Regions from separate parts of the Mus musculus genome. Here all the other regions are linked to region 1. The links are chromatin loops, found by intact Hi-C in ENCODE. Cell type or tissue: heart. All regions are shown on one strand.

The links. Hi-C counts contacts between places; a loop is a spot of excess contacts. Peaks named below come from ENCODE experiments on the same cell type or tissue, not always from the same donor. Only the 100,000 strongest peaks of a DNase experiment are listed, where the experiment ranks them.
Region 2: it touches region 1 in a loop (2.6-fold over the local background); 4 of 42 quality-filtered maps call a loop at or near these places.
Region 3: it touches region 1 in a loop (5-fold over the local background); 2 of 42 quality-filtered maps call a loop at or near these places.

The regions. Positions count from the first base shown.
Region 1 is chr11:73,278,228-73,286,227 of GRCm38, forward strand. It overlaps Trpv3 (transient receptor potential cation channel, subfamily V, member 3), which reads left to right. Exons shown (of 18, transcript NM_145099.3): 5 at 689-843; 6 at 1,535-1,711; 7 at 3,447-3,587; 8 at 5,366-5,646; 9 at 7,635-7,811. Among named protein-coding and RNA genes, the nearest start is that of Trpv3, 15 kb to the left of the region's middle. In heart, a CTCF peak has its summit at 3,468; DNase peaks (open chromatin) are centred at 3,564, 5,424 and 6,364; H3K4me3 peaks cover 854 bases; H3K27ac peaks cover 384 bases.
Region 2 is chr11:73,220,989-73,228,988 of GRCm38, forward strand. It overlaps Shpk (sedoheptulokinase), which reads left to right. Exons shown (of 7, transcript NM_029031.3): 7 at 1,793-3,518. The coding sequence ends at 2,205. It also overlaps the pseudogene Gm16021. Among named protein-coding and RNA genes, the nearest start is that of Trpv1, 9.2 kb to the right of the region's middle. In heart, a CTCF peak has its summit at 3,197 (motif pointing left); a DNase peak (open chromatin) is centred at 3,249.
Region 3 is chr11:73,003,267-73,011,266 of GRCm38, forward strand. P2rx1 (purinergic receptor P2X, ligand-gated ion channel, 1) reads left to right here. Exons shown (of 12, transcript NM_008771.3): 2 at 4,836-4,983; 3 at 5,201-5,272; 4 at 5,662-5,731; 5 at 5,920-6,016; 6 at 6,320-6,400; 7 at 6,664-6,805. Among named protein-coding and RNA genes, the nearest start is that of P2rx1, 8.1 kb to the left of the region's middle. In heart, CTCF peaks have their summits at 3,297 (motif pointing right) and 4,635 (motif pointing right); DNase peaks (open chromatin) are centred at 3,295 and 4,621; H3K27me3 peaks cover 2,872 bases.

The DNA.
Region 1 (8,000 bases):
ATAAAACATTCAAACAATACACAAAGAATAAGGACTTCAGCATAAACTACACAATTGTGTACATTTAAAATCCATTTACAAAAAAAAATTTATTTACACAGAACATTTTTGCAAGAACACATACAAGTGAAAGGAGACACATCTGCATTATAGTAATAATGGAGTGTGGGGGCAGGAGGCATAGATGGAAATGTTCAGATATGGAGATGAAAGGGAACATTCTCTTCCCTTAGTTCCATATTTCAAAGTAATGGCTACAATAGACATACATCCTTTTTTTGTTTTGTTTTGTTTTTTTTTTGTTTTGTTTTTCAAGACAGGGTTTCTCTATATAGCCCTGGCTGTCCTGGAACTCACTTTGTAGACCAGGCTGGCCTCAAATTCAGAAATCCTCCTGCCTCTGCCTCCCAAGTGCTGGGATTAAAGGCGTGCGCCACCACGCCCGGCTAGACAAATCCTTTTTGATCATCCCCATGTGTATGCAGGTGTATTCTGATCAAAGTGATTACATATGGATTGGAAGAGGAGCTTGACCAAACACAGAACACAAACATGGGCATCGGCAAAGATGTAGGAGGCATAGGAGTTGGAGCAGTGGCCCGGAAACTAGTAGCTCTGGTGGTGGAGAGGAAGAGAGTAGGAGTGGGAGGCGAATGCAGGATGAATTCACAATGCCTTCTGGTCTTAGCGCAAACCTGGCCAAGGAAGAACAGAGGCAGAAGAAGAAGCGACTGAAGAAGCGCATCTTCGCGGCTGTGTCCGAGGGCTGCGTGGAGGAGCTGCGGGAACTCCTACAGGATCTGCAGGACCTCTGCAGGAGGCGCCGCGGCCTGGATGTGCCTGGTCAGTGCCCGACCCTGGCATAAAGTGCAGGCCCCAGGGACCATGGTTGGGTTGGCTTGAACCCTGCTCCATCTCTTGTGGGGCTGGAGCATGAGGCACCTTGGATATTGGGATAGCAATCTTGTGCTTGACTTAGAGGACCACGGGGAGTCATGGATGGGTTTAGGCAGTAAGAGGGCGTGGTCTGGCTACTGTGTGGAGTAAATCTGGAGAGGGTTGTTGTTCTAAAGTGTTGGGACTCTGAAGCAGGCCTGGGGACTGGGGGAGGGGGGTGTTCCTCGGGCATTGACGGGAATTAAAGGCTTTGGGAGTCCATAGCTGTTGGGGGATCAAGGGGAGAAGAAGGTTGACGGGGAGGTGCCGAGATGCACTTTTAGACCACGAGGAGGGATATGATGGGGCACCAACATGGGCAGCTCGGCTTCAGGTGACATTGTCTTTCTGCCAGATGGTAGCGAGCCTTGAATAGCAAGCCAGGAAGGGAGCTGGAGGAGGACTGGGGAGAGGAAAAAAAGAGGATCTGGTAGCACAGGGTTGGGAGCCCCCAGTGCAGGGTAGCGGGCATGCTTCCAAGGTGTGAGGCTGCAGCTTCCACTGTTCCGTCCGTCCTTCCTGCCCCGCCTTTATCCTTGACTGTCTGCAGACTTCCGTCTGTCCTTCCTCCCCCGCCTTTATCCTTGACTGTCTGTAGACTTCCTCATGCACAAGCTGACAGCCTCAGACACCGGGAAGACCTGCCTGATGAAGGCTTTGCTCAACATCAATCCCAACACCAAAGAGATCGTGCGGATTCTGCTTGCCTTCGCTGAGGAGAACGACATCCTGGACAGGTTCATCAACGCTGAGTACACGGAAGAGGCCTATGAAGGTACCTGAAGGCAGAGGCAACCTAAGGGCAAGGGGAAGAGGTTGGGATTTCCCAAGGTGGGTGTGGCTACAGATACAGCCCATCTTGCCTCACAGAGGCACTTTGGCTATGGAGAAGTCAAATATGTAGCAGGCACCCATCTTAGCCTTTCTTTTCCCTGTAAATAATGCTGAGCGTGGGTGAACAAGTCAGGAAACCTTGATGCTTGTAAAAAGACGACTTTATATGGAATGTGCCAGGAACAGAAGTAAAGATGATGTAATGTGACAGAAAGTGACTGGGGTGAGCAACTGTACAGTGGTGGGCTTGACCAAAGCTTACCTGATGGGAAGGATTCAGAGCAGGGTCAGGGTCAGAGCCCCAAGATGGGCCAGGGCTTGTTGGATTTGACACTAGGAAGATGGCACGGCCTGGGGGTGTTATTCAATTGAGGAGAGCTTCCCTAGCATGTGCAAGACACTGTTAGATTCTCAAGAACCACAAAGCAAAGAAGCGAACAAAGAAGGAAGCAGAAGCCTGGAGATGAGGCTGGAGAGCTGGGTAGGGGGCCAGCAAAGCCAGCAGTCAGCCCTGCAGTCATGAATGATAGAAGCGGTCCCATTTCAGTCTGGTTTTGTGGAGCCAGGGAATATAATTTAATACCTTGTTTCCCTGACCAGGAAACACACTATGAACTGTTAACGGGCTATGCCCTGAGTCTCTGGAGTCAGTACACAGCTTGTCACAGTTACTAGGAGTGATTAGCTCATGATCAGCTGTCTTGCTGACATGCCAGGAGGTGTAAACACCTCAACTTTTCTGGGTGGGGGAGGGGCTCAGATAGGGGTCTTTAACCCTCCTCATGGGTAAAGCAATCTTGATTTATTATTTGAACTCTACATACTTTCACAAGGGAAAGTCATGGCACTATGGAGGAGGGGCGGGAACCCCGGGGAGGAATTGCTGTGATTGATGGCTGAACGAAAAGAGTGAAAGTGAGCCACATCCTGTTCTCAGTCTGTCACTTGAGAGCAGACACCAGTCCTGCGGAGGTTCAGACAAGTGTCTGAGGCTTACTTGTCCTGCCTCCCCCCACCCCTTCTGTGCTTTTCTTTCTTTTTGTTTATAGTTCAGGATCCTATGGCACAAGATCCCTTCAATTTTGGGGTGGCGGTCCTGGGAAGTGCTTGGACCATGGAGCTATATCCCCACCTCTTCTTAAAAACATTTGAGCTACAGTCTCACTAAGTTATTCAGGTTGGCCTTGAACTCACTTCACAGCCCAGATAGTCTTGATCTTCCTGCCCCTGTCTGCTGAATAACTGGGCCAATAGACCTGCCTAGTGAAATCCTTTTGAGGGCAAGTTTGGAGTTTGTTGCTCATGGTCGATTTCCCCCATGGAGAGGTTGAACACATTTTTGATAGAGTTAATGTACTAACCTTATTTGTCCCTGTAGTAAGGCTTTTCTGTCCTGGCCACACATCCTCCTTTTCAGCCTTCCCTAGCCTCTTTACCAAGCCCTTGCTGTTGCTTTTGCAGCAGGTCATGGGTACCCCTGCTCTGGTTTTCTCTGTTGCGGGGTGCAGCTCATTCCTGCTTTCCCAGAATTCAACTGGTATCAACAGGGTATCCCCATACATGGTATCTACACCCTTAGTATTTTCAGTCAGCTACTGCCACCTGGAGTCAAGGGGACTCCAAGATCAGCTTTAGGTTGTCCTAGGTCCTTGAGCACCCATGCCGGCTATTTACAGGGCAGACAGCGCTGAACATCGCCATCGAGCGGCGCCAGGGAGACATCACAGCAGTGCTTATAGCAGCGGGTGCTGACGTCAATGCTCACGCCAAGGGGGTCTTCTTCAACCCCAAATACCAGCATGAAGGCTTCTATTTTGGTAGGTGATGCCGCAGGAGCGGAAGATGGGGGAGAGAGGAGGAGGAGGGGCTTTCTGTCCTGTGCTCTGCTGCGACCAGCCCTACCACACAGGGGTGCTACAACACAGAGTCTCCTCCGTGCGCGCATGTGCATTACGACTGGGTTGGTGCTGAGTCAGGTGGAGGAGCCTGCCTGACAGTACTACCTGGTAGCAGTAGGGCTCACACCTGCAGAGAGAATAAAGACGTGTGTGTGTGTGTGTGTGTGTGTGTGTGTGTGTGTGTGTGTGTGTGACATCTGGACAGACTGGCAGAGTGAAGGGGGAGAATCCCTGACAGCGCAGCAATCCAAACCCAGTTTTGTTGTGTGTGTTAGAAAGATGTCCTTACAGGGGGAGCTTCTGTGTAAGCCTGAGGTTCCAGAACCTCCAGAACTTTGTGGTCAAACAAAAGGACAGACTCTGTAATGTCCTTCCTTCAAACCTGGTTTATTTACTGTTTCATTTCTCTCTCTCTCTCTCTCTCTCTCTCTCTCTCTCTCTGTGTGTGTGTGTGTGTGTGTGCGCGTGTGCATGTATGTGTGTATGTGTTCATGTACATGTATGTGTGTATGTTTTGGTGGGAGGTTAGAATTGGCACAAACATCTTTCCCCCTCTTCTGACAATGTTTACATTGCCTTTACAAATTCTTTGGGTTAAAAAAAAATGTGTACTTTAGGTATAGTGAAATCCACCCATTTTAGTGTACAGTTTTGTTACTTTTATGCCACCACCATCCCAGTCAGGATGGGTGGTTGGAAGCCCCACTGGGCCTGACTGTCACTGCTCTGTGTCTCTCTGTCTCTCTTGTGTATGTACGGTTTATACGTGAGGTGTATGTGAATGTGGGCACAGAGGACAGAGGGGACACTGGTGTTCCCTGCATTACTTTTCATCCTTTTCCCTTGAGTCAAAATGTGGTGGAACTAGGTGGGTGGCCAGTAAGCCCCAGAGACTTTGTCTCTGCACCTGTGCCAACCATGCCCAGCTCTCTACATGGGTGCTGGGGATTTGAACCCAGCTCCTCATGCTTGCACAGCAAGCAGTCTTACCCACTGAGCCATCTTCCCCACCTTTGGGTTTTTAGTCAGCAGGACCAGATGAGTCTGGGAATCTTTGAGGACAGCTTCTTGCTCGGTCAGTCATGTGTCCTCATTGCCCAGCCTAGGACCTAATTAAAGCCAGAGTTGGGAAACATTTGCTGGGTGGAATAAAGAGAGGGCACAGGTGGGAGTAAAAAGAGGGAGAAGAACCCAGAGTTTTGTCTGGGTGGGTGGAAGGGTTTATAAATCTAAATAGGGCATTGAGAGTGAGTCACCAAGAAGGTGGGATCTGAGCGAAGACTGGGAATGGTCAGCGCGGAGCAGCTGCAGGAAGCATAGCAGTGTATGCAAAGGCCCAGAGCTTAGAGAATGTCTCTTGTTGGAGTAAGGAGGCCATTGTGACAGGAGAGGTGTGAGCATGGGTGAGAGGATGAGAGAGAGGGCTTTGTGCAGGGTGCTGGGTAAGTGGGGGACCTAGAGGAGATGTTCTGCTCCTCTGCTGAGCAGAGTGTTGGAAAGTCAGTGGGGAGCAGGGAGCACAGGTGGCTATGGTGTAAACCCACTTCAGTCTTCACTGAGCAAAGGGGAGGTGGTCAGGGAGCCTCAGGGGTCAGTGCCGCTGTGATGGCCAGCATCTGGGCCTCTGGGACTGCGGCCTGGAGGATATTGCTTTTGGCCTATGAGAGGACTGAGCTCAGTCACTCCCCTCCCCCCAGGCGAGACACCCCTGGCTTTGGCAGCGTGTACTAACCAGCCTGAGATTGTGCAGCTGCTGATGGAGAATGAGCAGACAGACATCACTTCCCAGGATTCCCGGGGAAACAACATCCTGCACGCGCTGGTGACAGTGGCTGAGGACTTCAAGACTCAGAATGACTTCGTTAAGCGCATGTATGACATGATCCTGCTGAGGAGTGGCAACTGGGAGCTGGAGACCATGCGCAACAACGATGGGCTCACACCACTGCAGCTGGCTGCCAAGATGGGCAAGGCTGAGGTGGGGCCCCGCAGCAGATGTGGGGGCTGGGGAAACGTGGTGCACTTCTGAGGAGCCCACAGGGCTCCAGCCTCAACTCTGGGAAGGCTGCAGCTTAGGTCTGGAAGTGCAGTGGTGGCTCAGTGAAATCCAGCACGTGGGCCACCCCAAGACATCAATCCTGCACCCCTGAGTTCATGCTCTCTTCCTGGGACTTCCTAGGTGGGGCCAGACTGGGAAATCCCTGAGGCCAAGGTGATGCAATATCTCAGGTGCTTTGTGGTTGAGCATTCCTGAGTGGTGACACTCAACCACAGGCTGTGTGTTTGTCCTTCAGGCTTGCTTCTTGGGGGGAGGGCTGGGGAGGGGGCAGTGGTTCCAGAATGGCTACTCTGGGTCCACAGCCAATGGGCTTCTCCCTGGCAAATAGGAGGATCTTAGTCTGTTGGTCAGGCTTCTTCTCCAGCACAGTGTGGCTATATGGGCCCCTTTGCCTGTGTGATGTGGTCAAAGAACTCCAGGCTGATCTGAGCACCTTGGGAAGACCTAGGCTGGGACAGGCTGATGTGTTTCTCTGTGGCTGGAGCTGTGGTCTGGCTGATATAAGATTTCTTCTCAGGAAATGGATCTTGGGAGGGGAGTGTGGCTTCTGGGAGACTGTGGAAGAACACTGGATAGTTAGCATCTATTGAGCAATTCCAGCTGTGTATCCTTGTACCTCTCCTAGTCAGCTGCCCTGAGGTCAGGCCAGGCCTGGAGCCCACAAGGGACCTTTTTATTCCCTTGTAGAGGGTGGGGGTGGAGAGGGATGAAGAACAGCTTTAACAAAGGGAGAATTGTATGTCTGACCCCCCTCTCCTGCCACCCAGGGTCATAGCTTGTAGGGGTTCTGAGAAAAGTCAGAGGGTATTTGTGGGTCTAGTTTCTTCCATGAGCCTTTTCCTGCATGTCATTCTCTCCTCCTTGCCATCCCAGCCCAGGCAAGATTCGCTTTACAGGAGGCATGGCCCTGGGACCCCTTATGCCCTAGGGAAAAGTACTCTCGTCAAGGTTGGTCTAAGGAAGGTACCCACCCAGGGAGGTTCCTGAGTCCTCTCCTTTATTCAGTGTCTTGTAGAAAACTTTCCTGGATGTCACCCAAGGTGGCTGCCATACTGGGAGTAGAGAACTCAGCCATGACCAAGCAACAGGTCTGCCCTTGGGGCTCTTACTCACTGGGATGCAGGATCTGTAAGCCTGGACTGTGGTGGGAGACACAGTGGGGCTGTGTGAGAGTCACACACTGATGCTGTCCTCCCAACAGATCTCTCCTGTTGGGTTTTGGGTCCATGCTCCTGGATGCTGTATCCCAGTCTCGGGTGATTGATGAGTTAGCTTTCAGGAAGTGGAAAGATAGAGGGCAGTGGCTCTCCTGTACAGGGGACTCTTACAGAGAGCTTCATGAAACACTTCCCACGTTTTTCCCTGCATCTGGAGATTTAGTAGTTGGTTGTGTATTTTGAAACCTTCCCCAGGGACCCTAACATACAGCAGAGTTTGAGGTCCACTGACTTACAAGAGTGGGCTTCATGGTTCTCTTTGCAAAGGCTGGTGCCTGATGTCACAGCTTGTTCAGCCAGAGTGACCAGCCTGGCTGTAAAGTCTAGACTGAGGGTGGAATGGAGGAGCAGAGAAACAGAGAGCTTCAAGTCCAGGCCTCATGGAAATCACTTCTAAAAATGGTCAATTCTTGGATCCATTACTGAACTGGATCTCAGCTGGTTTTGGGGCCCACTAGCTGATGGTTTGGCTCTCTGCAGCATGCTAAAGGGCTCTCATATCTGTGAGAAGGCAAGAACTGTGAACTTCACCCCCATTTTTACAGATATAGCTGGAACCCAGGGTCACGGCTGCAGGCAGAGGTGGCACCCATAACCCTTTGGGGTGGGAACATATTCTGGGTTGACCTGCTTCTGGTGGGGTCCAGGCCTGTTGTCTCCAAGCCCTGTTACCTCTCTTCTTATCCCCAGATCCTGAAGTACATCCTCAGCCGCGAGATCAAGGAGAAGCCTCTCCGGAGCTTGTCCAGGAAGTTCACGGACTGGGCGTATGGGCCTGTGTCATCCTCACTCTATGACCTCACCAATGTAGACACAACGACGGATAACTCTGTGCTGGAAATCATCGTCTACAACACCAACATTGATGTGGGTCTCCCAGGCAGGCTGGCAGGAACAGAGTGAGGGCTGGACCCCAGGCTAGAGCTTGAGGACCGTGGAAACAGCGGTGCTAGTCCCCTAAGTCCCGTATTGGTGATTTGTCTTAGTGATGGTGTCTGGCATAGAGGGCAGGGTCCAGATACAGGCTAGCTCTTTTGTTTCTGGCTAACAGTGAAT
Region 2 (8,000 bases), 57 kb before region 1:
GAAAAGCTGGACCTGGGAAAGCTGGGGCACATGGGGCTATGCACAGAGCTCATTGACCAGTCAGCCTAGCAAAAGATGGGTAAGCTCCAGTTTTAGTCAGAGACCATATCTCAAAAAATAATGTGCAGGGTGATCAAGGAAGACACCTGATGTCAACTTTTGGTCTCTACGTGCACATACGAACATGTGCACCCTGCTCACATGTATGTACACATTTGAATAAGTACGTACAACACACATGTTTATACATACATACAAGGCCCCTCCAAGACTCGGTATTGATCTCTCCATGCTCAGAAATGATGACCTAGCCTGGGGGCAGGGTGGGGCTAAGCATGGCATTGTACAGATGCCCTTCAGGTGATTCTGATGGCTTCGAATCTGCAATGCTCTAGTTGGGACAGCAACGCTCTCCTGTTGGGAGGTTTTCATACATACAGAATATCAGGGTCTGCTCCAGATTCTCTGAATCAGGAGCTTCACTCATATTTTATAGTCAAACATTGGGAGCATCTACAGCCTTAGGCTGGTGGTTCTCCAACCTGGCCGCATCTCAGAATCTGTAGCCTAGACTGGTTCCATCAGCGGGCCTAGGACTGGGTCCCACAGTTCCTTCAGAGCATCTCAGGCTACTTTGATGACCTACACTTAGTAAAGGACCCCTAGTATGGATAACATTTTTCCTTCGTCAAAGTTGGATTTGCTCTCCCTCAGCTAATTGAAAGTTAGAGATTAGAATCATATTCTCTCTCTCTCTCTCTCTCTCTCTCTCTCTCTCTCTCTCTCTCTCTCTCTCTCTCTCTCTCTCTCTCTCTCTCTCTCTTTCTTTCCGAGACAGGGTTTCTCTGTATAGCCATGGCTGTCCTGGAACTCACTCTGTAGACCAGGCTGGCCTCGAACTCAGAAATCTGCCTGTCTCTGCCTCCCAAGTGCTGGGATTAAAGGCGTGTGCCACCACTGCCTGGCTCATACTTTCTTTTTATGATGTTTGATATTGAACCCAGGGCTCTAACCATGTTAGGTGTGCTTTAACACCAAGCCATTTCCCAGCTCCCGAAGTGAATCTAATTAGAAAGTATACTGAAGCAAAGCAAAACAAACCCTTTTGTTATTATCTTACCTTTAATTTCTTTTTGAGATGAAGGTCTCACTGTATAGACCAGGTCAGCTTCTAACTTGTGATCCTTCTGCCTCAGCTTTCTGAGTGCTGGAATTACACTGCACCCAGGTAATTTTATTTTTTAGAATGCAGAGATAACTAGAATGGGGATTAAAATCTTACTGAGACTGGTTTGACATCTATCAGCTGAAGATAGCAAACATACTACTTCTTCCTGGGCCCCAGGTATTTCATGCATACAACGAGAAGGGCTTAGGCTACATTTGTATGGTAAGGATGGCTTAGTGTGGGGTCTATGGATTGTAGAGATTCCATTGATGACTCAAATAGCAGTTCCGATGATGCTTGTTGTTAATGGATGTTTGCATTTGCCCTCTAGGATCCCTCGTCTGTGCTATAACTATGATGCTCAGCTTAGGGTTAGAACTCACAACGATATGGATGAATGATCTCCCAGAAGTCTAGCTGTGGCCACAGAGAGACAAATGACTGTGATCTAGAGCAGAGTCTAGCCAGCCAGACTGTGAATCTCCGATCCATGATGCTTCCAGCCACAGTATAAAGCCACAGCAGCAGTAGATGGAGCTGTCCCTTTGCCCTGGGGATTCTAAAACAGTCTCTGCCTGCCACCAGGGGCTGCATGTTCTCACACAGATCTCCCGTTTCTGACAGGTCTGGAGGTTGAAGAATCCACTGTGTATTCACGCATGATCCAGGCGGCTGCACAGCAGAAAGACACCCATCTCACCATCACCCCAACAGTGCTGGGGGAGAGGCACCTGCCAGACCAGCTGGCCTCTGTGACTAGAATCTCCTCCTCTGACCTCTCCCTGGGCCATGTGACCCGGGCCCTCTGCAGAGGCATCGTTCAGAACCTGCACTCCATGCTTCCTTTCCAACAGCTCAAAGAGTGGGGTGTGGCCCGGGTGGTGGGGAGTGGGAGTGCACTGTCCAGGAACGAGGTGCTGAAGCAGGAGGTCCAGAGGGCGTTTCCTTTCCCAGTGTGCTTTGGGCAGGATGTAGATGCAGCCTTTGGGGCAGCTCTGGTCATGCTCCAGAGAGACCTTAGCCAGAAGGAGCCTTAGTTCATCAAGCTCCTTGGCTAAAGGAATGCTGGGAATCTTACCTAATTGACAATGTCAGCATGATCTCTGGGTTGTCCTTTTCTGGGACGGCTCTGTGGGTGGACTGTAATTTATACTTGATCTTGAGGTATGATCTAGACTGATGAAGATCTTACCTTCAGGGCATATGATAATCATACAGCCAGGAATCTCTAACCAGACCCCAAACTAGTGCCTTCCAAGAATAGGATCTTCTGAGAGCTGACTGAAAATGCAGATGTGGGAGATGGAGAGAATGGGAGGGAGGAAAATGGGAAGAGGGAGAGGAAGGGAGAAACAAACAGTTTCCCGGTCACTGGGCTCGGCTGTGATTCATTCGTAGACAGGGAAAAAAGAAAGATGACTTATGTAGCCATGGCTCCAGCAAAGCAGAGAAGACCTGCTTATGCCCAGCACTTGGATTGGTTCAGCTTTAAGTTAAGTGCATTGCTGGAAAAATCCTCCCCACCAGGTTGTAGCAGGTGGAGGGAGGCCCCTCTCCCAGTCTCGGGGAAGAGAAGGAGCCTTCCTTAGTTCATCAAGCTCTTTGCGATTCTGGGAATCTTATCTCACCTGTCAGCTTGATAGCCCTGTCAGTTGAAGAGAACAGCTATAGCATGGTCTCCAGCCAGAGAGAGACCAAAGGATATGAAGCACCACACCTTGGAGGAGAAAGCTGAGGTCTCTGGGCTTGCCTTGCCATGTGCTTCTGGGACAGTGCTGCACCGTGGCTACCCCGAGTCTTCTCAGCACAGCTGGCTTAAAGGCACATCCAGGAGAAGAAAAGTCACCTGGTAAGAACAGCTAAAGGGACCACAGAGCACTGTGAGGAACACTGACTGACAGACTGTTTTCAAGATGGCAGCAAGGCACCAGCCCTTTTCTATGACTGCGTATGGCCACATGTCTCTCTAACCCCTGCCACAAGGGGTGGCCAGTTTCATGAGAGAACCTTTATCCCACAGGCCCCACCCCTTTCTCCAGGGTGAAGATCTTGCTGCCCTCTGGTGGTTCTGGCCCAGTAGGAATGTCCTGTTCAGATAGGCATGCATGGAGGGTCAGAGAATCACCAGTCTTCCCATGTTACAGTGCCTTCAAGAAGAGGGTCACCATCACTGTCTACTCATAGGCTCCCAAAGGACCCCACGGCTCAGGGGCACCTGTGACTTTGGGGAGAAACCATGTCATCTCTTTGTAAGAGTTATTTCATAAGGTATACTATTGTGGTAACCCCTTTGATGGATTTACCTCCCACTGCTGGCTCAGCTAACTGAATAAATTTCATTTTTCCAGAATTTTATCCCTTTGATGAACACACACTTCTCTGTTTGGGGGAATCCTGCATGACTGATGTGGCTTGCAGGAACCCTCATGGGTCAACATGGTGGCACATGCTTTTAATCCCAGCACTTGGGAGGCACAAACAGCTGAATCAGGGTGTTCCAGGTCTGCATGGTGAGCTCCAGGAGAGCCAGAGCTGCATAGACCCTGTTTCAAAACAGGCAGATGGATGGACAGACTGGCCTGGGTTCCCTTGGGCAGATGAGTTGGGACAGTCACGTTGCAGCCCTTGGGGAAGGCTTATGAGAGAGGAGGAAAGGCTGAGGGCGTCTTGGTTACCTTGCCAGCTGAAGGAGCAGTGTTCTAGAACCTCTTGGCTCTCTAAGGTGCAGCCGGCCTTGCCTGTTGAGAGAGCTATGGATAGTGTGTAAATAAAGATCAAGATCTTGAGTTGCTGAGATGGCTCAGTGGGTAAACAGACTTGCTGCCAAGTCCAATGGCTTGAGTCCTATCTCTAGGATCCACATTGTCCTCTGACCTCCACACCTGTGCACTGGCACATGCATTTCCTGCCCCAAATAAATAAGTAAATGTAAGATGATGATGATGGTAATAATGATGATAAAAGGTAAAGATCTGGATGGGTCTTCTTTAGGCCATGGGGCCAGCGTGGCACAAGAAGTCTGTAGTCTTTTCAGGCCACATATCTGCTGTACCCTGGGTGCTGAGCCTTGGAGTCCAAGCTTGCTAACTAAATGTCTTGCCTGCTGCCTCCCTTGCACGCAGTGGAGGTAGGGTTGAACACGTAGATCAGGGCCTCTTTTCTGTAGTTTGAAGTTACACCCCGCTTGCTGCTTCAGCTCTCATTGCTGCAAAGTGCCAGAGTGTGTCAGAAGCCAGCTTATTCCTCCGATGATGAGTTAGGCTGCTGTTAGCATCAGGCTGGGCATCAGTGCTCTAGTCTTAGGAGCACTTACATTTTTTTTTCTTGTCTGATTTGCTTTGGCTGGGGAACTGTAAACAGAAGTGTGTCTGTTTTGAGCAGACATCTTTGCCACACTCTTCTTCCCTTTGCCCACGTGATTGATTGGTCGTACTCCAGACGGCATATATTTTGTCTTCCTGGGTCCTTGTCTGAGTGCAATGGCACCGAGACTTTACCAGTCAGGGAAGAACACAATTGTGAGAGTCTTTTCTGTCTGGAGCTTTGAGTTTGGGGATATTTTATTATCACTGTCGATCTGAAATCATCCTGGCCATGCAGCTTCAATAGCCGTGGAGTCTTCAACGTTTCCACTGTTCCCAATGCGGACCACACTAGCGTTACCTCCAAAAAACAACAGGGGTTCTGGGAAGCCCATCACATTGATGTGTTAATGATTTTTTTTTAAAAAAAAACAAGAGCACAGATCTACTTTTATTTATTTACTCTCCATTAGTTTAAATCTGGGATGGAAACAGCATCACACGGATTCTGTGTCCAGTGGCCTTTGCAGGAAGGTTGCTTCAGAATTTGGCATGAACCATACCACTGTTTGCGTGGACCCGAGTTACTTTTTCCCCAGATTGCTCTGGTTTTGTTTGGTTTGCCTCCAGGAGTCACTGTATTGCTTTTTGCTTTATACACATAAGCACATCTCTTGCCTAAGTAGAACTCTGTTTCATCTCGGGCATCAACGCCTTCAATTTTAAGAAGAGCCATGTGCTCTCTTTGGTTCCCGATACCTTGCTTGTAGCCAGCAAAAATGGCCTTGCACCACAGCCTTCCAGACATACTTGCTTCTAGAAGTACTGTTCCCAGCAGGCTTCCACAGGCGCCAAGATGGCGGAAAGAGGAAGGCAAGGCCTGGTGGTGTGTTGATGAATTCTTATCACCAGGAGATAAAATAAGCCTGGGTGACAGTAATCTCCATTCCCAGAAGGGTGAGTCTTGTATACTCCATGAAAGTGACATCCAGACAAGTCTTAAGAGCTTCAGTAATATTTTATATTTTCGGTACCTGCTGTGCAGTGAGAACTGATCTAAGTCCTGCTTATTTGAACCCGTTTAATTTTTTTTAACCCAGGAGGTGAGTGTTGTCCCATTTTATAGGTGGAGAAACAGACACACTAGAAAGCTAAGTAACTTCACTTGAAGCACACGACGAATGGTCCCAGTGCCAGAGCTCACTCTCTTGTCTCTCTAACTTATTCACTTTGACCATATTTCTTTTCGCTACATTTCTTATTATTTTTAAATTTTATTTACTATTGTTTCATCATATTCTTTCCACTCCCCCAACTTCTCCCAGATCCTCCCCACCTCCCTAACCAACACTTCATGTTCTCTTTCCCACTTTTTATCTCTAAAACAGAAAAAAACCAAATATCAACAAAACAAAATTCCCCAAAGACAAAAAAAAAAACCCATAAAACAACACCACAATACAGCACAATACATGCACACATACACACAGACACACACACACTATGGAGTCTGTTTTGTGTTGGTCAGCAACTCCTGAGGATAAGGTCTCCCTTGGAGTGTGGTTGATATACCCAGTGTCACTCCCTTGGAGAAAAGTGATTTCCCTTCTCCTAGCAGATATTAATTGCAAATAACTTTCTGATAGGGATTTTGTGTCCAGCCATGCTTCTCGTTCCAGGATTTTGTATGGCTTAAATTTGCTCAGGTCTTGTGCAAGCTGTCACACTCTTTGCAAGTCCATACACTGTTTCCTCAGAGTCTTCCACTGCCTCTGGTTCTTACAATCTTTCTGCCTCCTCTTCCCCATAGATCTCGGGCCTTGAGGGGAGAGGTTTGATGAAGACATTCCACTTAGGGCTTAGTGCTCCAAGGCCTCTCACTCTGCACATTGTCCATCGTGGGTCTCTGTGTTAATTCCCATCTATTGCAAGAAGCTTCTCTGAGGAGGGCTGGGTGAGGCACTGATGGAGTGCAGGGGCTCTGGGGTCCCTGGTAGACTGGTTCTGTAGGCTGGTGGGATACCACAAAGGAATGAAGGTGGGCTAAGAGAATTGGCTGGGGATGGCAAGGAAGAATTAGGGGGACCCTGGGTCTGTATGAGGAGGCAGAGATTCAAGGGGATGAAGGTGGGCTGTGAAGACAGAGCCCACTCTCTTAGAACTCTAGGGAAAGGGGTAAGGGCAAGTGCATGTATTCACATTCAGGTGTTGATACATCCAGCGTGTGACACCTGATCTGGAATAATTTGGTCAGAGGGGAAATGAAATGATGCCTCCCGGAGTTCCCGTGAGACATGTTGGCCAAACTGTCACTGAAGGGTGCATTCTCCTGAAGTTAGTGGAGTTTAGAGGGCTGGGGCTTCTTGGGTTGGAGGTGTATGGTTGATGGTTTGGATGGTATGGGCACTGGATGGGAGGGTAGCTTCTACAGAAGGCAGCAGCCTTGGGAGAGGCTATAAAATGACCTGGAGAGAGTTGGGCAGACAGAGGTGTGAACTTCAGCCCATGCTTCCCGGACAGCACCACTCAGCCTGAGAATGCAGTTACATACGGATCATGTAGCATTCATGTTTTCATTTTTTTCCTCCCAAGCAGAACAGAAACCCCCGAAGGCAGGTCCACGTGCTCTCTGTTCTGTCCTCTTTCACCCTGATTTGCCCAGTGCTGATATTTGGAAAGCAGACTCCTGCCTCTGTCTATGGCTCTGCATCAGGTGCCTACTGCACAGTCCTGGTGGCACATCTGCCTGGGGATTCCCTGCAGCAGCAGCAGGGACACTGTTTTCCAGTCAGTGGTTGCTATAGGCCCTGTCTGATGTGTGTGGGTCTTGTATGATTCTTATCCACTGTGGTGTCCCAGTGGGCAGAGGCCTTCTGCTCACCTTCTTGTATCAATGTGAGGGCCTCAAAGCAGAGGCCTTCTGCTCACCTTCTTTTATCAATGTGAGAGTCTCAAAGCACTTGACTTTTGCCTCAGCCATGACTTTTGTCCAGGTCAAGTTGTTTCGTTTTTTTTTTTTTTTTCTTGTTTCTAATGCTAAGGGGCAGACATTGTCTAGCTGTGTCCATTATAGAGCCAGATGATGGACTATCTTACAGTCATTTCACACAAAGTCTTTGTTTAATGACATAGGAAGATGCCCTAATAAAATATCTACCATAAAATAAAAACATTTGCAACTCACCATACTTCTTAATTTATAAGGTACTAGTGATTGAAAGAGGCTTAATAAAAAATGTTTTAGGAATAAATAATCCATAGTACATTAAGCATAGATTAAAATGCAAGATCCATTTCAACCTAAGACAAATCAGAAGGTAAGAAACACATCAGGGCAAGTCTTAGGCAGCAAGATGGTGTCATTACAGAGATGTTTGCTGGGCTGACTCTTGACTCATGAAACATTAAGCAAATCTTTTTTTTTTTTTCATTATAGAGCAATTAGTCACAACCTCAGGCTAATGGCCGGACGCAGCTTGGCAGTCAGCAGCTGTGGTTCTGAGAACATTAATTCCTCTGGTCTGCCTTGG
Region 3 (8,000 bases), 270 kb before region 1:
TGCCTATTCTGGGTATTTCCTATAAATAGAACCACATGCCATGTGCCTTTTTGTATCTGGCTTCTTTTTCCTGCTGTGTTGGTTGTGACATAAACCAATAACCCAATGCTTTTTATGGCTAAATAATATTCCCTGTGTTGATTCGCCACATCTTATTTATTAGAGTATCTGTGGTTGGACGTTTTAGGCTGTTTATACTTTTTGACTCCCATAAGCAATGCTGCCCTGAGTATTTGTAGACTAGTACTTTAGTGGATTTATTTTTTTCTGTAAGGTATACAGGTCAAGTGAAATCCCATATTTAAAAATTTGAGGAACTCCAGAGAGCTGTTTTCCAAACAGTCCCATTGCATCAGAGATGCCTATGAGATGTCTGGTGTGGAAGGTGGATGTGGGTCCCAGGTATATTGATTGCCTCTTTGGTAGCTGAGACAAAGCACCTGACAGGAGCAGCCGAAGGCAGAAGGGGTTTGACTCATGGTTTGAGGATCCAGTCTATCATGATGGTGAAGGCATGGTGGCGGTAGCTCTGACTGTGGTGGCAGGAACTGGGATGGCCAGTCTCCCCGGCCCTCAGTCAGGAAGCAATGAGAATGCCGGCTTGCTTTCCCCTTCGTATTCGGCTCACAGCATGGTGCTGCTCACATTCAGGGTGGGCATCCCCAGCTAAGTTAAACCTTCCTCACTGGGGATGTAGCTCAGCTGAGATAGTATCTGCATAGCATGCACCACGAAGCCCTGGAGTCCATCCCCAGGACACATAAACGTAGGTGGATTTGCATCCCTGTGTGCAGGTAGAGGCAGGAGTTCAAGGTCATCTTCAGCTACACAGAGAGTTTAAGGCCAAGCAGGGATGTTTGAAACTTTGTTTCAAATGGTCCAAACAACAAAGTCAACTTCCTCTTCAAAAAAAAAAATTAGCTTATTGCTTTTACATTAAGCCTCCTCCAAGTTCTCAGGACAGAGACAGAATGAAGTTAGGTTCTTTGCCAGCGTATAACAGAAATGACCCAGATGGCCTAGTTCCCAAATGAGCTTGTATTTCCCTGTGAGACCTCATGATCTTGGTCCCCACGGGCTGTATTTCTCTTAGCATTCTTATCCTCTATATTCTCACCAGAATGGCCTATTAAGCTCTGATTACAGCATCCAAGGGCTTCTGTAGCCCACAGCTCCTTCCACAGACCAGTTTCAAAGGCCTAAGCTGTACATGGTCAGCCGTATCTAAGCAATGGCCCCATTCCTCAGTATTCAGATCTGCACTGGGAAAGGTCCTCTATAGGAACAACACTGACAGAATGTATGTGTGGCATAGAAGAGGAGTCACTAGATGGACTTACACAATAGATAGGGGCCAGGTAGTTTAACTACAGCTCTCTGCATGCTGGAGGGGGCAGAAAGCCTGGTAGCAGATCAGTCCATGAAGCTGGATATCTCAGGAGTCCCAATATGGTACCGGAGGCCTGGAAGATTCCTAAAGAGTCACTAATTCTCGGCTCACATTGGAAGACCAAAGAAGGTAGGGCCCGATGTCAGCAGAGGATGTCAGTTGCAGCAATAGCACACACTCTAGGAGGAAGTGAAGGCAGACAGGCCACACTGCTTTTTCTCTGACTTCTTTACCTCTGGGCCTGTTGGAAGGTATTGCTCACTCTGAGTTAACTTGCCCTCTCGGTTAATCCTCTGTGTGCAGGCCCTGAGGTGAGTCTGCTTGGTGATTCCAGATGCAGTCAAGCTGAGGACACCAGCACAAAGCACCCAGAGATGGACACAGGCGTCTGTATAGACTTCTTGAGGGCAGGTTCTTGGGTTTTGCTCACTTCTGTGGTTTTAGTGTCAAGAACAGTGCTTGGCCCAGAAGATGGGCTTGGTACCTACATGTTTGTTGAATGACTAGCTAGATGTGTGGGGCTGAGTTGCAGGGCAGAAAGAGCACAGAAGTGGGGGTAGTTCTTGAGGCAAGTGTACCCTCAGCTGTTCACTCAGAGCTCTGCCCTGGGCTGAGAATGGAGGCCCCGGGAACAGGGAGAATCTGATGAGAGAGTTTCATTTTCATGTGTCTATGGCACACCAGCTACTTTGCTAATTTACTTGAAGAGAACTCATAGAACCCTCCCCAGGCAATTACCAAGATGTTTTCATCTTTGTGGGCCCGGCGTGAGCATACAGTCTTGTTAAGGATTTGCCAAGTGGGATTTCCTTCGAGGCAGGGCAGCCTCTATTTTACTGAGAAGGTTGGGGGCTCAGAGAGGTTTAGCCTCTAGCCTGAAGTCGTACATCTGGCGTGTCTAATACATGGGCCACTTCACTGTGTGTCTTCTTCCCAAGGACCTTTTGAGAAGGGATCCCCAGGAGAGCTGGAGAGATTGGCAAGGGTCATTGCTGGAGGGGGGGGGGGCTTCTGAAGACAGCAGTGTCTTTCTTTGACCTCAGACCTCTTTGATGGCCTTTTCAGAGTGGTAGCCATAAGGCCAGGCCAAGGCATGGCTTTGGAGGAGATGGCTCAGTTGTTAAGAGTGTGTACTGCTCCTGCAGAGGATCTGAGTTTAGTTCCCAGCGGCAGCTTACACTCACCTGTAATTCTGACTTCACAGGGGTCAATGCCTTGTCTTAGTCTTCATGGTTTATCTACAGTTAAGTGTACACACACACACACACACACACACACACACACACACACAGGAGTTAAATATAAACTCTTTTTAAAAGACATAGCTTTGGAATGACAGGCCTGTTGCTGGCATGCCAAAGCTATTATTATCAGAACTGAGGTCACAAATGCCAGATTTGACATTTCCTTTTGACCCCTGAGACCAGCAGGCAGACACAGCCCAGAAACTATGTAATTGGTCCTAACCCATAGCTGGGGTAAGAAAGGAAGGAGCCCCCTGGAAGACACACGCACACCAGTGCTATGCAGCCCTGGCTGAGGGCCTCCAGCCTGTGTCTGCTCCTGTCTGACCTTGGACTTTCGGGAATGGGGCATCCTCAAACTTCAGATTCTCCACCCATTGTTTAATGTGTTGGTACTGGGCAAAGAGAGAAACTGGGCTTCTGAGGATGGAGATATGAAGGGGAAATTAGTGGCTTCTCTAGGAGGGCTTTAGAATGTGTAGCAACCCCTTCCTCCACAGCAGCCTCTTTAAGCTGGGGTGCAGAGCAGAGGCCTGACTGCAGAAAGGGACCTTGGGAGAGAGGAACCTTTCTTCCTGAGAGGTTGCTCCCAGCAGGGCAGCCTGGCAGGCAGACTCATCAGTACCTAAACCTTTGTTGGGATTCACCTGTTGCTATTTAGGGCCTGCAGAGGGCAGCAGTGACCACACTTAGGCCTCTAGACAGGAGAGGATTAAAGTAGCAAGACAGAGAGAGGTCCAACTGCTTCCCTGGAGCCCAGGACAGAGACGTGACAGTGATTCTGGGACTAGGGCTTGGAGAATCCTGTTCCCAGAGTCGATGGCTCTGAGCTCTTTGTCTAGATAAGGTAATGTGTGGAGGGAGCAGAGTATACAATCTACACTGCTACAGTCTCTTCCTGCAGAGGGCTATGGGTACAGGTTCCAGCAGGCAACACACCCTAAAGCTACACAGTCTCTTCTAAAGGAAGAGGTCATCCTCAGATAGAAGTGAGATACAAAATTCCCAGTGTAATCAACAGAAAGGAAACCGAAGCTAGTTCAGACAATGGAAGAGACTTCATTGGCTCATGTTGTAGGATAGTCCAGAAACTGGGTTTTCCCCCAAGGGCTCCAGCAACATGGTTAGGAGTCTGGTCCTCTCCGTCTTCTGGTTCCATCCTCAGGTTCGTGTTTGGAGGTGGAGAAAATGGCTGCGGGTAGTGTGGGTCTCCCAGGTACCCTGATTAGCCATCCATACAGAGGAAGTAAATCATTGTAAATTTTTCCTAGTAAATTTCAGGGAGAGAGAGAGAGAGAGAGAGAGAGAGAGAGAGAGAGAGAGAGAGAGAGAGAGAGAGAGAGAGAGATCTGGCTTTGCTACTGACACTCCTCTAATGGCAGACTCATTATTTCCGCCAGAGGGTGGGACATTGATTGGCAAGCCTTGGCTATGTGCCATCCCTGAGCGCAAGGTCAGTCCCACTGAACCTCCTTGAGTAAATGTGAAACACTCATACAACAATTTGGGGAACGGGGCTTGATTCTGCAAGGTGGGGGTTATGGTCTCTAGCCCCACTCCCTGGCTTTACCACACACACACACACACACACACACACACACACACACTGTTCTCTCCTTCCCTTTCTAAATAGTAATGACAACCCACAGCCTTTGCTAGTGCCAGCTAGCATCCTAAGCAACTTCTCTGCATTAATTCACGTAACAGACTAGTACTAGTGTTATTCCAGTTTTATAAATGAGGAAGATGTAGAAGCTACTCCAAACTTCACTGCACTGAGGAGCAGCGCCAGGAGGCAAAGCCCGGGCAGTCCTCATACTTTGCTTGGAGGTTGTGTGGAAAGAAAGAGTGTTGAGAAGGAGGACTGGGATCAAGAGCTGGCCAGCTAGCCCTGGCAAACAACTCTTGGAGAAGGATTAGGAGGGACAGTCAGTCAGTAGCTGCATGGTTTGGTCTCCTCCTTGGTGGAGATGGAGTAGTGGGAACTTAGGCACGGGCCAGCAGGGGGCAGCAGGCAAGGCTGTCTTGGCTCCAGCCTGGGAAACTACTTGCGAACCAAAGAAATTCAGAAAGTATCTGAGGTGGACAAGAGGATGCAAGAAAAGACAGAAACCTTCCCAGCCACTTGCGTCGTTGGATGTTTTGTCTAACAGTGCACAGACCCTAACTCCCTTGTTTCCCCTGGTGTTCCCACTCAACAGGTGGGTGTTTGTCTATGAAAAAGGATACCAGACCTCAAGTGGCCTTATCAGCAGTGTGTCAGTGAAACTCAAGGGCTTGGCTGTGACCCAGCTCCAGGGCCTGGGACCCCAGGTCTGGGACGTGGCTGACTATGTCTTCCCAGCACATGTAAGCGGCACCATCCTTCCTCCCATAAGCCCTGGCTTAAGGCTCTTTGAGGGACCAGTCCAGCTTCCTGCTCTCTGGGCCTCAGTCTGCCTTACTGTGCGACTCCACCATGATACCATGGGATGCGGTGTCTGCTGGGTGTTAGGTGGGCTCCAGCGCCCTTCGGGGGTAGTGTCTTACCAATTCTCTCTATCACCCCTCTGCCCTTCACTTCCAGGGGGACAGCTCCTTTGTAGTTATGACCAATTTCATCATGACCCCTCAGCAGGCTCAAGGACATTGTGCAGAGGTGAGGACCCCACCCTTCTGGACCCACAGGGGAGATAACTTAATGGAATCCCTTTGGTCCTTGGTGGTAATGTGGGATGAGTTTTCTGATTGTGGTTATGATGTAATGTTTGACAGAGAGTCATATAAAATAACCCTCAGACACTGATGGTGCTGTTGCGGGGCACTGGGCTTCTCTATCCCAACCTCCACTTCCCTGCCAGTGGACACTGGGACTTGTGAGCTGGGCAGAGATGTAGGACAAATGTGGGAGAAGGAGGCTGTGAGCAGGGGTCTCCTATGGGATATGAGATTTTGCTCCATGTCTACACTGTGGTCCTGGGGGTAGGAGAGGGTCCTCCTTAGGACCACACCACAGGGTCTGGGGCCAGCAGCTCTCCCATCCCCCAGAACCCAGAAGGTGGCATATGCCAAGATGACAGTGGCTGCACTCCAGGAAAAGCAGAAAGGAAAGCCCAAGGTAAGAGCAGCCCCTTCCTGTCACCTCCACAGCCACCTTGCTTGTGTCTGCCTCTCTCTCTGTACCCCACCCCCCACCCAGCTGCTCTCCACTGAGAGAGTCTATGCCACTCTCATCCTGCCTGTCACCTACCCTGAGATGGAAGCCCAGAACGGGGTGGGAACTCAGGGGTTCCTGGCTCCCTACAGGTATTCGCACAGGCAACTGTGTGCCCTTCAATGGCACTGTGAAGACGTGTGAGATCTTTGGCTGGTGTCCTGTAGAGGTGGATGACAAGATCCCAAGGTAACTGATGTCTTCTCCTTCAAGGGAGCTAGAGACAGGGCTCAGGCCCACAGACCTGGCAAGAATGAGTTCCTTATGCTTCTGATCCCACCCCTCAGCCTATCCATGTGGCCCAAGAGTCTTCCTGGTCTAGGAGCCTGTAAGCCCCTGTCCCATCTGTAGCATGGCCACTCCAGCCCCACCACATGTCCTCTGCAGGAGGAACCCTGCGCTCCCTGCTCCCTGCTCCCTCTCCCTGCATAGCTGTTCAGGGCATACAAACACTCTTGGGGAAGGGCATTGATTGAGTGCTGTCTCCCCCAGCCCTGCTCTTCTTCATGAGGCTGAGAACTTCACCCTCTTCATCAAAAACAGCATCAGCTTTCCACGCTTCAAGGTCAACAGGTTTGTGGGAAAGGAGGGCAGAGATGCAGGTGGCTTGACACAGCTGCAGCCGCTCTCAGCGCGCTGTCTCCCTCCCTCCCTCCCGGCTGCTTGGCTGCTTCACTGCTTGCATCCTGGAGGCAGCTTGCTGGCCTGCCTCCTGGAGAGCAGACTTCTCTGGAGGAGAGATACTCTAAAGAGTTCTTGAGGGATCTTAGTGCCAAGTGAAGTGAGCCCCCTCTCAGCTAACTGGCACATGGCTGCTACCCATGCCCGCCACACAGGCGCAACCTGGTGGAGGAGGTGAATGGTACCTACATGAAGAAATGCCTCTACCACAAGATTCTACACCCGCTGTGCCCAGTCTTCAGCCTTGGCTATGTGGTGCGAGAGTCGGGCCAGGACTTCCGAAGCCTTGCTGAGAAGGTATGGATGGGATGGGGCGGTGCCAGCAAGGAGAGGACAGGTGGTGGTCACAATACAGGCTGCCAGCCCCATTCTGCCTCTCCCCGGCACAGGCCAACTGTCCCCTAGTTCAGATCTCCTGAGGGTCCTTTGCTGGTCCTCCTGGTCTGAACCTGCCATGGAGGAGGAGGTGCTAAGAATGAAGAGATGTGGGCAGACAGCATCACTTGGATGTTCCATGATTCCTTCCTCCTTCCTTCCTTTTTCCCCTTTTTCCTTCCTTCCTTCCTTCTTTCCTTCCTTCCTTTTTTCCATCCTTTCTTCATTCCTTTTTGTTGCTTTGGGTCAGGGTCTCCACCGTAGCCTAGGTTGGCCTTTAACTCCTAATCCTCCTGCTTCTCGCCTACTCAGTGCAGAGTACAGGTGTGTGTCACCACACCAAGTTTATCTTTTAATCATCTTTTCTGCTGAGGATGGGCCTCACAATGCTCAGTGGTGTATCCTAACACTGAGCTGTACTACGGCCTAAATCACTGGGATATTTTGTTGTTGTTTGTTTGTTTGTTTGTTTGTTTCTTCATGGTGGGATGGAACTTGGGGATTCCAGAGATGATCCCTGGGTTCCGAGATCACAATCCCTTTGTAAGGCTCTCAAAGATGCAGCCTGGGTTCAAATCCCACTCTGCCTTCCAGCCAGAGTGTGCCCTCAGATGGGTCTCTTAAGTTCAGCATGTCTGAGAACTGTCACTAAAGACACTAATAGCACCATTCCTCCCAATGTGGGAGCCATGAGGATCAAGTGAGCATGCACCTGCTAGTTAGCATTGCAGCTCTGCCCTGCTGGGACAATCCTATACCCTGTTCTTGCTGGATCCTTCTTGTGCCTGCTTCTGTAGCTGCCTATGTGGGAATGGTAACCAGTCCTTTTTTTCTTTTTTTATTTCCTGTGAGATCACCAACACACCCCACTTAGGACACTTGTGTATGGCAGAGGCCTGCAGATGTTTGCTTTCACGACCCACATGGAGGTGGAAGCAGCCAGACAGTGGTTAACTGTGGATGTTCAAGCATCAGTTTGCCTGATCCTATAGGGCTGTCATGCTTTTACAATCTGCCTGTTTCTAGAACCCACGCCTGCCCTCACCCACTGAGAGGTCTGGATCTCTGTTCCCACCTCCCCACTGAGTGGCTCAGCTCCCTGCCCACTTCTCTAATC